Regions from separate parts of the Homo sapiens genome. Here region 2 is linked to region 1. A link is an interaction called in ENCODE POLR2A ChIA-PET data of the cell type or tissue named here. Cell type or tissue: GM12878. All regions are shown on one strand. Each heading gives the region's core, and the rest is flanking DNA. Links, peaks and the distances in the headings are about the cores only. Region 1 overlaps PGAM1 (phosphoglycerate mutase 1). Region 2 overlaps RRP12 (ribosomal RNA processing 12 homolog).

Region 1 (5,371 bases), core at 106-5,105:
TTAATATGTCGGGGACAGGCCGGGCGTGGTGGCTCACGCCTGTAATCCCAGCATGTGGGGAGGCCGAGGCGGGTGGATCACTTGCGGTCAGGATGTTCGAGACCAGCCTTATCAACGTGGTGAAACCCCGTCTCTATTGAAAATACAAAATTAGCCGGCCGTGGTGGCGCACGCCTGTAATCCCAGCTACTCGGGAGGCTGAAGCAGGAGAATCGCTTGAACCCGGGAGGCGGAGGTTGCAATGAGCCGAGATCGCGCCATTGCACTCCAGCCTGGGCAACAAGAGCGAAACTCTGTCCAGAAAAAAAAAATAATAATAATAAGTCGTGGACAGTTTGCCCTAATGGAACCATCTATGGCGGCCAGGTCTTTTTCAGGTTCCCTTAGCGCCAGAAGCGGTTGGTACAGTCTGGTGCTCCTGGAGGACGCCCTGTGCCTTAAAGCAGCTGTAACCAAGGCCTCTCAAGAGGCGGCTACGGATCCTAGCGGATCGACACGCCACACAGCCTCGTCCCCAGCAGTAGGTGGAGGCCCTGGGGGTGCCTAACAAGCCTCAGAACACCAAGAAATCCGCGTGGTTGTGCAGGTCTTTGCTGTTCAGTAGCATTCCACAAATAGTGTGTCCAAAACGCATCTGTAGATGTAACTTGAGTGAATGAATGAATGATTCGAGTTGCTCCTTCTACCCAATAAAGTAGATAAGATTTTATCTTTCTCATCTTTCCAAGGCCCCTTTATAGTTGGGAAAAGTGAGTATTTGGAAAGATGACTTGTCCAAGGTCATATCTGATTCCTAGTCCAGTGTCCTCGCCCTAGTCCTGGGTGAAGTAACAGGTAGGTGTGAGGAACTGGTAGGCTTTTGGCTAAGGACGCTGGGCAAAGGTGGAAGTGGCTGTGAGATAATGCTTGCCTATCCAGGCTTGCTCCCGCCCCAGTCTGCTCTTTGTGGTGTTGGAATGCTAATAAGGAAGCATTCCCTGCTGCCGGCACGGCCAAGAATCCCTGGACTGAAGAGGTGCTTCCGCTGATGATAGGGGCAGATCCTCCTTTGCTCCCTTCTAACCTCTGGACAAAGAAGCAGCCATTCACAAGGGTCATTGATGAGGCACAGGTATTTGGCCTCAGATTGCTCTCCTAGCTTCTTGCCTTCACTGTACCATCCTTCTCAAATGAAGCAAAACGCAGGACAGTCTGGTAAATGTAAACCTCTGCGGGGTGGGGTGGGCAGGGGAGTGATTGTTTGAGATGGCCTGGTGTGACCTCATCTTTTAGGAGAGGCTGGGAAATGGAAAGTGCTGGTAAAGGAGGCCATTTTCTTTAGCTCTGTGGCAGGAAGAACTGTATCAGTCCGTGGTAGTTTCCCAATGACTAGTCCACGTTAAACCATGTTGTCTCTGTTTGAGACTAATCAAATAGTTAAACTTGTAATCTCTGTAAAATAACAGATCCTATTTCAGTTTTAAAATAAATGTTAGCATTAAATTAAAAATTTAACAGTATAGAAAATTAAAAGATTTAACGGTTTAAAAGGTCGAATACATATATATAAATAATTCCTCAGTGCTTTAAGTGATAGGGTTTGTACAGCCTTGAATCTGATTTCTGGAGAAAGCTAGTGAGAACTGAGTTTCCCCATGCATCCTTACTGCTAAGAGAGGGATGGCCTGGGGGAGGATGGAGTCCACACCACACTGTCCACTCCTACCCCTGTGAGTGCCCCTGGCTATGTTTTAGTTTGATGGGCAAGTTAAAGGAAGAGGCTTTATTCTCTGATTCTTCAGGTTCTCTGTTAAGAATCCTAAGCGGAACTTCTTTTCTCCTTGAGGACCTATTTATGTGTCCAAAGTGAGCCGCCTCATTGCAAGTGGAAATAATTGCAGTGAAACAGCCTGAAGCTCCCCAGCTGAGGCTTGCACTGTGGGTATTCACTTCCGGGTGTCTCAGCCTTTTGTTGGGGAGCCATTCCTTTCCTTACAGTTAGGAAGGCGACAGTGAGTGAGTCTACTAGGACTTGTCTGGCGGCTCAGTGATGAGACCTGTTTTTTCTCTTGTGGGTGGTGTGAGTTTTCCTGGTGATTAGTTCTCCCCAGCCCTCACTCAGTAAGAATGAGTTCTTCTTGGCCTCATTCTCATTTGAATGACTGGCAGAAAAATTCACTTCATGTTTTATTAATTACTGTTGCTAACCCCAATATGAAGCAATATCCAGGCAAGTTTGTGCTGAATTTCTAAGAGGGCCTTCTAGCCTAATGGAGAAAAACAGGAATGTTTTCTTGGTCATCAAGGAAAGGGCTATCTCCCCATTATGGTGGGAGGGTGAATAATCTTTAATGAAACAAAATCAATAAGACTGATTCCTTTTTTTTTTTTTTTTTTTTTTTTTGCGTGCGACAGAGTCTCGCTCTATCGCCCAGACTGGAGTGCAGTGGCGCGATCTCAGCTCACTGCAAGCTCCGCCTCCCGGATTCACGCCATTCTCCTGCCTCAGCCTCCTGAGTAGCTGGGACTACAGGCGCCCGCCACCATGCCCGGCTAATTTTTTTGTATTTTTAGTAGAGACGGGGTTTCACCATGTTAGCCACGATGGTCTCAATCTCCTGACCTTGTGATCTGCCCACCTCGGCCTCCCAAAGTGCTGGGATTACAGACGTGAGCCACCGTGCCGGGCCAAGACTGATTTCTTGGAACCTATTCATTGGGCCAACATAACTCTTGCCACAATAACTACTGTGTATGGAAGACAGATTCATTGATGAATCAGATAGTGCACAGCACTGGGTCTTTCTTTAGTGAGTGGCTTCTCCTAAACTTGGTTTAACATTTAAGTAGGTATACTCTGAGGGTACTTGGTATTAGGCTGGAACTTTGTGACTACAGTAGAGAGAAACCATGGATTAGAGTTTGTGATGTGATTTCCATACTCCACAGTGAATACAATTTCATACAATGGACAAATACAATTGCAAACAAATACAAAAACAAAATAAAATTTCATACAACAAACTGAAGTTTTATCAGTACAGGAAGAGCTCTTCCTGTGTCCTGATTGGGATTTAAATCCTAATTTTCTTACTTCAGAGTTCTAGTAAAATATCTTTTATAAGTGACAATTCCCAGTCTGGGCAACATGGTGAAACCTTGTCTCTACTAAAAATACAAAAATTAGCTGGATATGGTGGCGTGCGCCTGTATCCTCAGCTTACTTGGGAGGCTGAGGAGAAGAATTGCTTGAACCCGGGAGGCGGAGGTTGCAGTGAGCCGAGACCACGCCACTGCACTCCAGCCTGGGTGACAGTGAGACTCCGTCTCAAAAAAAAAAAAAAAAAAAGAAAAGAAAAAGTGACAGTTCTAACTGAAATGCAAACATCAGGATCCTTGGGAATTAGGAAAATGGGGATAGCTAGAGATGGTGGTGAAAAGTTGGATTCTGGAGTCCCACAGCATGGGTTTTAATCTAGGTTTTAACCCACATAATAGCTGTGACCTTGGATAGAGTGCAAGGATAAACAAAACAGTTGGCCAAATATTTTCTTTTTTGGCCAAATATTGTCATTTGGACTACTTGTACAGGAGATTGATACTGAAGAACATTTTGGCTCAGAGTAGACCTGGTTAGCTTATCACTTTGAACTTCTGATTTCCAGATGCTGGCTATGAGTTTGACATCTGCTTCACCTCAGTGCAGAAGAGAGCGATCCGGACCCTCTGGACAGTGCTAGATGCCATTGATCAGATGTGGCTGCCAGTGGTGAGGACTTGGCGCCTCAATGAGCGGCACTATGGGGGTCTAACCGGTCTCAATAAAGCAGAAACTGCTGCAAAGCATGGTGAGGCCCAGGTGAAGATCTGGAGGCGCTCCTATGATGTCCCACCACCTCCGATGGAGCCCGACCATCCTTTCTACAGCAACATCAGTAAGGTATGGACAAACAGAGGTTTGGTCACTCCGCCCAGGATCAGGGGCTTTTAGTAGTGTCTGCCTAATCTCACTGAACTTACAATTCATGATAAAATAGTTAATTGTAATCCTTCCTTCTCCAGTGAATGACCTTCACTTACTAGAAGATATGGTTGATAGTTTACTATCTCCTTTTTTGTGTTTCCATAGTCAGATTTTATAAAACCCTGTGAATGTGAATGGGCCAAAATCGATACATCATGAAGTCTTTTAACAGATGTAACTCTTAATAAGTGGTGAACTTGGATTCTTTATTGCTTAGGATCGCAGGTATGCAGACCTCACAGAAGATCAGCTACCCTCCTGTGAGAGTCTGAAGGATACTATTGCCAGAGCTCTGCCCTTCTGGAATGAAGAAATAGTTCCCCAGATCAAGGAGGGGAAACGTGTACTGATTGCAGCCCATGGCAACAGCCTCCGGGGCATTGTCAAGCATCTGGAGGGTATGTATGTTTTTTCAGAGGCGCCCTCAAGGAAGGATAAAGCAGAACTGCCACAAATCAGGGACTTGGTAAAAAGGAGTCTAGGGAAGGGCTGGACATGTTAACAGCTTTAGAGATGGTCTAGATTGACTTCTAGTGAAAAAACACCCTCAACCCTTGTTTCTCAAAATGTGATCTGCAGAATAGTGACAGCTGGACCCCCTGGGAGCTTGTTATACATGCAGAACCTCAGGTCTCACTCCAGACCTGTTTCAGAATCGGCATCTATTCCCCAGGTGATTTGGATACACATTAAAGATTGAGAAGCTCACCTCTAGATTGGTATTGTCAAATGAAACTGCTAGTGAAAATCCTCCTTAGCTTGCCAAGCACAGTGGCTCATGCCTGTAATTGCAACATTTTGGGAGGCCAAGGCAGGAGGACCACTTGAGGCCAGGAGTTTGAGACAGCCTGGGCAACATAGTAAGACTGCATCTCTACAAAATTTTAAAAGGCCAAGCACAGTGGTTCATGCCTGTACTATCAGCACCTTGGGAGGCCAGGAGTTCAAAACCAGCCTGAGCAACAAAGCAAGACCTTGTCTGTACAAAAGAAAAATGAAAAATTAGCTTGATGTGGTGATGCTCATCTGTAGTCCCAGCTACTCAGGAGGCTGAGGCGGGAGATCGCTTGAGCCCAGCAGTTTGAGGTTATAGTGAGGTATGATTGTGCCACTACATTCTAGCCTGGGTGAGAGAGTAAGACCTTGTCTCTTAAAAAAAAAAAAAAGGAAAACAAATATATATAAAAGAAAAAATTCTCCTTAGTCACAACCAGGCACAACTTTACACATGAATCTCAATTTGCATCTTCATCCCCGAGGGCCTAGAGGCCCACGTGTGCTGATTTTTGGTTGGATGGGCTGTACAGGGTATTTGAGATGTGTAGTCTTGCTTCACTGTGGGCTTCTAGATCCCACTTTGGTAGAGAT
Region 2 (5,371 bases), core at 121-5,120, 68 kb before region 1:
GCTTGAACCTGGGAGGCAGAGATTGCAGTGAGCCAAGATCGCACCACTGCACTCCAGCCTGGCGACAGAGCAAGACTCTGTCTCAAAAAAATAAAAAAATAAAGAAGCAGTTCAAGTCAGTAATACAGGTAGGTACCAGCTACATGATATAGGTGCATGTTAAAAAAAAAAGCTGGAAGAGACTCAAATTGAGCTGAGAGTTTAATAAGGCCTTCCCTTCTTTAGAGCACTCTGCTCCCTCATCCCCACCCATCCTCCAGCCCCCAGCCTGCCTGGCACAGCGTCATACCTGCGGTTGAGCTTGCTTCTGTTGAGGGGGATGTAGGCATAGGGATCCGGCCGGCCTTTCTTCTTCACATCACCTTTTGCTTTCTGCTTGCCCAGAGAAACAGAGTCAGCTAGGAGGGTGGGGTTCCCCTTCTGTCCCTGCCCTAGACTTGACAGGCCCCATAACCTCCCTTCATCCTCTGCCTTAGGTGGTGCCAAAGAGCTCCTGTATCCTTGGAAGGCCATTCAATAAGGTCCCCCATTTCAGATGCCACAAGGTCTTAGCATCTGAACCCCTTCTTCTTTCCTGGCCTCAGTTGAGTTCCAGGAAGGTGCCTCTCAGGACAGTGATGGGCACAGCTCCTCCTTGCCCCTCCCTGGCACCTGTCCAGTGCCAGGAGACCCCATGCCCTACATGCAGCACTTACCTTGGCCTTGTATTCAGCCCCAGGCATAGCCTTCTTGGCCACAGGGCGATGAATGCCAGAGCCTCCAGCTACGGGGAGAACACAGGACCATGAGTCAGGCAAAGCCAGGGCAGCCCCCTCCAGAAAGGCAATGGGCACCCTCTCTGAGAGAGCTGCAAGGGAGCAGATGAGTGAAGGCCAGGAACTTGGCTCTGTCCCCTATCAAACCAGGACAAAGACCTTCCTCGAGGAGGGACTGTCTGGTGATTTGACAGTTAGATCACTGGGCTCCTCAGACTGACCCAGAAGCCTTACAGCTTACCAGAGACCTCTGGGAACACATATATTCTCCGCTAACACACTAACAAAAAATAACCCATATTCTCCAAAGTCAGACAGAATTCAGCCAGCCAGCCAGCCAGGTTCAACTCCCAGCTCTGCCACTTACAGCTCCAACCTCAGGCAAGCCTCTTAACCTCATCTGTAAGAGAAGCCATTTTAGGCTTTCCCTTCTTATCTCATTTGGGTTTCACACAAACACTGAGATAGCAGGTAGCTATTTAACCCATTGTAACAGATGTGAACACTGTGGCTTAGAGAGATCAAGATCCTTGCCCAAGGTCAGCTGTCTTCTCCAGCCTGGACTTCAACATTCAACGACAAGTTGTGGATGGAATCCTACCATGCCAGCTCAGGAGGACTCTCTGAGACGACCAACACGAACCACCCCCATTCCTCATGTTTTTGCAGATGAGAAACTAGAAGCTCAGAGACAGACAGTGTAACCAGGCCAAGGTCAAACAGCTAAGCAGAGGTTGGGCAAGCAGCCCTGACCCCAGGTCTCTGCCTCATCAATTGGCAGGTACTCCTGCCTCAGCATCACTCCATCCCAGGGCACAGTAGGTGAGCTGGCCCTGGCTCATGGGTGCCACAGGCGGAAGAGCCATGAGGTTGTGCAGCTGCGTTATGATGCTCTAGGGCTGAGGACACACCAGCTACTGGAATCAGAGGCTTCCCACAGGAGCCCCTGGACCTCCAGATGCAAAGCAAGGGCTCTGCTGCAAGGGCTTGGGGGCAGGGGTCCTGCAAGGCTACCCTGGGAGGAAGGAAGCAGAGGTGAAGCCACCTTGGCACTTCTAGCAGCTGCTCTAGGAGGGCAACAGCTGGTGGGCCCAGAGATAGAAATAGAGGGGAACCCTCTGGCCAGACCCAATACCAACCTTCCCAGTTCCCAGCCCTGGCACCGGCCAAGTGGCTTCTCTAAACCCAGCCTGACTCGGTTGGTGCTCTTAGGGTGACCAAGAGAGGCAAGCAGCTCGCAGAAGGGACAGACTCAAGCCTCTTGGGAGGCCTGGGCGGGTGGGAAGGAGCTGTGGCTCAGGGCTCCTCAGAAGGCTGGTGGTTCCATGCACAGATCTCCTAACCCATAGGCTCTCTCACACCCCCAGGGCCCCTTAGACTCCAGGCCCATCTTGAGTGTCATATCAGCCAACCTCTGTTGGTGCCAAGTGAGTGCAACCAGGCTGTGCACCCTCATGGCCCTGCCACCCCTTCCTGTGACTCCCCTCCCTAATGCAGGTGACAGGGATCCATGTGTCCCAGGAGAGAGGAGTGGAAGCCTCACCTTGGTACTGAGGGGGTATCTCCAGCTCCTCCTCCTCAGCCTCTTTCTGGTGCTTGAGCTTCTGGTGCTTTTTCTATAGAGAGAGAATAGGTGGGTAGTGAGTGAACCAGGGGATGTGCCCACCCTCGGGAATGCCAACAGTAACAGCAGAGTACCCTGCATCAAGCAGGAGAGGCCCTCTGCTAAGCACCCCACCTCTCACTTACAGATGGGGAAACTAAGGCCCAGAGAGGGCAAGGAACTGTCCAAGATCACAAAGCCAGGCAGTGCAGAAGAGAAGCTCTGGCCATGTCCTGACTGCCGGGCTGGTGGCGGCCGTTCCTGCTCTTCCTTTCCACTCTGGGCCCCACCCAGGCCTGCAATTGCCCAGAGGGCTTCTGACATCAGCTTACCCAGCCTTCCTAATGGGGAAAATGAGGTCCCTGGCCTCTTCAGAGAGAATAGCTTTACCAGTTCTTTGCTTCACACAAACCCCACCCCACTCTCCCTATTAATCACTCACTTACTGATCCCCTACTAAGTGCCAGGCCCTGGGGACACAGGGCACAAGATCTAGTTCCTGTGCTCCACGGGCTCTCAGGCGGGTGGGAGACCCCTGCTCAAGCCAGTCATCACTGATCCTCAACAATGCTACCATCCCAGCAGGTATGATCATGGACAGTAAGACACGTCAGCTCGTCAATTATATTCAACAGGAAGTGACAGAGCACCTACTGTGCGCCTGGCACTGTGTTAGGCAGTCCAAGGGAAGGAGGGAGAGCCCGACAGCGGCCCCAGCCCATCAGATGTGAGCCTAGAACCAACAACCAGGCCAGGCAGAGGCGTGCTGTGCAGGGAGGGCAGGCAAACAGAGGTGGCCCCAGCTGGCAAGGCTGGTCCCTGCACTGTGGTCTGTGCCACTGTGCCCCAGAAACCTCTAGAAACTGCAGATTCCCAGGGCTCCAGCTACCCAGGGGATCCAGAGGCCAACCAGGGGAAAGGTATGCCAGGTAAAGGGATCGGCCTGGGCAGAGCGAACAGGCTGCAGCACACACAGGGTGTGCCTGGGAGACGGGGGACTCCAGGTCCACTGGCCGAAGCCCAGCTGAGTGGGCTCCTAGTGGAGAAACAGGAACCGGGAGGAAGCTGACTCCGACTGCAATGTAGGGGATGATGGCTGAGCTGGCTCTTGGTTCAGCTGGTGCTTGGCCAACAGCCCAGCCTGCTGGCCCTGAATGGAGGCAGCTACTTGAACCCCAGCACTTCATGCTTCCACAATGGTTGGCCGAGGAGTTAGAACTTGGCCGGGCCCGGTGGCTCACGCCTGTAATCCTGGCACTTTGGGAGGCTGAGGTGGGTGGATCACGAGGTCAGGAGTTCGAGACCAGCCTGACCAACATGATGAAACCCCATCTCCACTAAAAATACAAAAATTAGCTGGGCGTGGTAGCATGCACCTGTAATCCCAGCTACTCAGGAGGCTGAGGCAGGAGAATCACTTGAACCTGGGAGGGGGAGGTTGCAGTGAGCCGAGATTGCGCCACTACACTCCAGCCTGGCGAAAAAGTGAGACTTCATCTCAAAAAAAAAAAAAAAAAAAGAGTTAGAACTAAGTGCCATGCAAGAAACCCTCTGGGGGTCTCAGTGGCAGGAGCCAGCCACAGAATGCAACTGCCCTGGGGCCCTCTCAGTGCCTGGAGACAAGGCATCTGCTCAGTCCCGCTCTGCCCGGGGCAGTGGGGGACATCCTTAGAAAGCCGTGGTCGGTTCTCCCCGGCCAGGGAGAGGAGTAGGCTGCCGAGGATCTGCAAAGCCACATGTGAAGATGTGCTTAAGGAACCCAGGAGGCTTTGAATGGAAAAAGATTTCCAGGAAAAGTGAATAATCAAGTCACAATGGCTTACTTTGCATCACTAAGTGGCAAGCACTGTACACAGAAACAAAGACTTGAGCCCAGGCAGTCTGGGCCCAGACACACGTTTGGCAGACGACTGCCATCACCTGGAGAGGGAGACTAGACTGGCCTGAGGGTGGCCTCTCGGAGGGGCCCATGTCAGACCAAGCAGAGGAAGGACTCCCAGTAGGTGAAGCTGTCCCACAGGAGTGGTTGCCTGGGCGCAGAGAGGGGCAGGAGGGTTTTCAGCAGAAGCCCCACTGCTTTTCCTCAAGGGCATCCCAGAGGGGCTTCCCGCATCAGAGGCTGCTCAGGTCCTCAGCTACTCTCTGACCCAAGACTCTGGATATGTACTCAGCTCTTCAAACAGAATTCTGCGCTGTCACAATGCTCTAATAACAAACTCCTCCTCGGGCCACACTGGGCAGATGGACACTTGGCAAGGCATATGGGCAGACATTGACAAACATGACGCCAATGAAAACGGGGATGTGGGGGAAGTCTGTAACACTTCAGGCACTATGCTAATGCACTTTACACGCCCAATCTTACCAAACTGTCCCAATGACTCCACCAGGTGGTCTATTTATAACCCCACTTTACAGATCAGGAATTGAGGCTTTAAAAGGTTAGGCTGAAGCCAAGATGGGACCCCAGAGTCTGCCGCTTCCCCACCGATATCACTATACCCTGATGTAGGCTCTGTCACCTACGGGTGGTGCCCAGGAAGGCTGGATGGGCTGGGGCATAGTCTGGAAGGGCAGAGAGGGAAGAAACTGCTCCAGAATGGAAATGTTCCACTGAGCTTGAGACTGACAGGTGTTGGGTGATGGGTTGGGCCCACTTCACCCTTGTTGGTTCAGGTGGGGCAGCTGAGAGGCTGTTTCCATCCTGGCAGGCAGCACTGCCAGGTCAACAGGGGTAATGGTGGCAAAGAGGTTGAATTCCTGGGCTTAGGAGACTGGAAAACCAGGGTTCAAATTCCTGGTTTGCACAGACTGAGTCCTGTGACCCTGGGCAGGCTACTTACCTCTGTACGCTCCTCTGGTCACTGGGACAACGGAGTCCCTATCTTCGTGAGGCTATGTGGGGCCCTCAGCACAGTGCTGGGCACACAGCCATGCTCCCCTACGGTGGATGCCCCCACCCCATGCAGGAGCACACAGGGAAGCTGCTGCCCTTGCCCCTGCATAGCACATG

What was found. Peaks named below come from ENCODE experiments on the same cell type or tissue, not always from the same donor. Only the 100,000 strongest peaks of a DNase experiment are listed, where the experiment ranks them.
Region 2: POLR2A ChIA-PET joins it to region 1 with 6 read pairs; 7 of 35 experiments call an interaction of 5 or more read pairs at or near these places.

The regions. Positions count from the first base shown.
Region 1 is chr10:97,426,735-97,432,105 of GRCh38, forward strand. It overlaps PGAM1 (phosphoglycerate mutase 1), which reads left to right. Exons shown (of 4, transcript NM_002629.4): 2 at 3,645-3,919; 3 at 4,221-4,401. Among named protein-coding and RNA genes, the nearest start is that of PGAM1, 3.2 kb to the left of the region's middle. RefSeq lists a silencer at 408-630. In GM12878, for the core only: no CTCF peak of the experiment used is centred there; no DNase peak of the experiment used is centred there; H3K4me3 peaks cover 3,445 bases; H3K27ac peaks cover 2,149 bases.
Region 2 is chr10:97,358,248-97,363,618 of GRCh38, forward strand. RRP12 (ribosomal RNA processing 12 homolog) reads right to left here. Exons shown (of 34, transcript NM_015179.4): 31 at 2,299-2,371; 32 at 696-763; 33 at 290-372. Among named protein-coding and RNA genes, the nearest start is that of FRAT2, 26 kb to the left of the region's middle. In GM12878, for the core only: no CTCF peak of the experiment used is centred there; no DNase peak of the experiment used is centred there.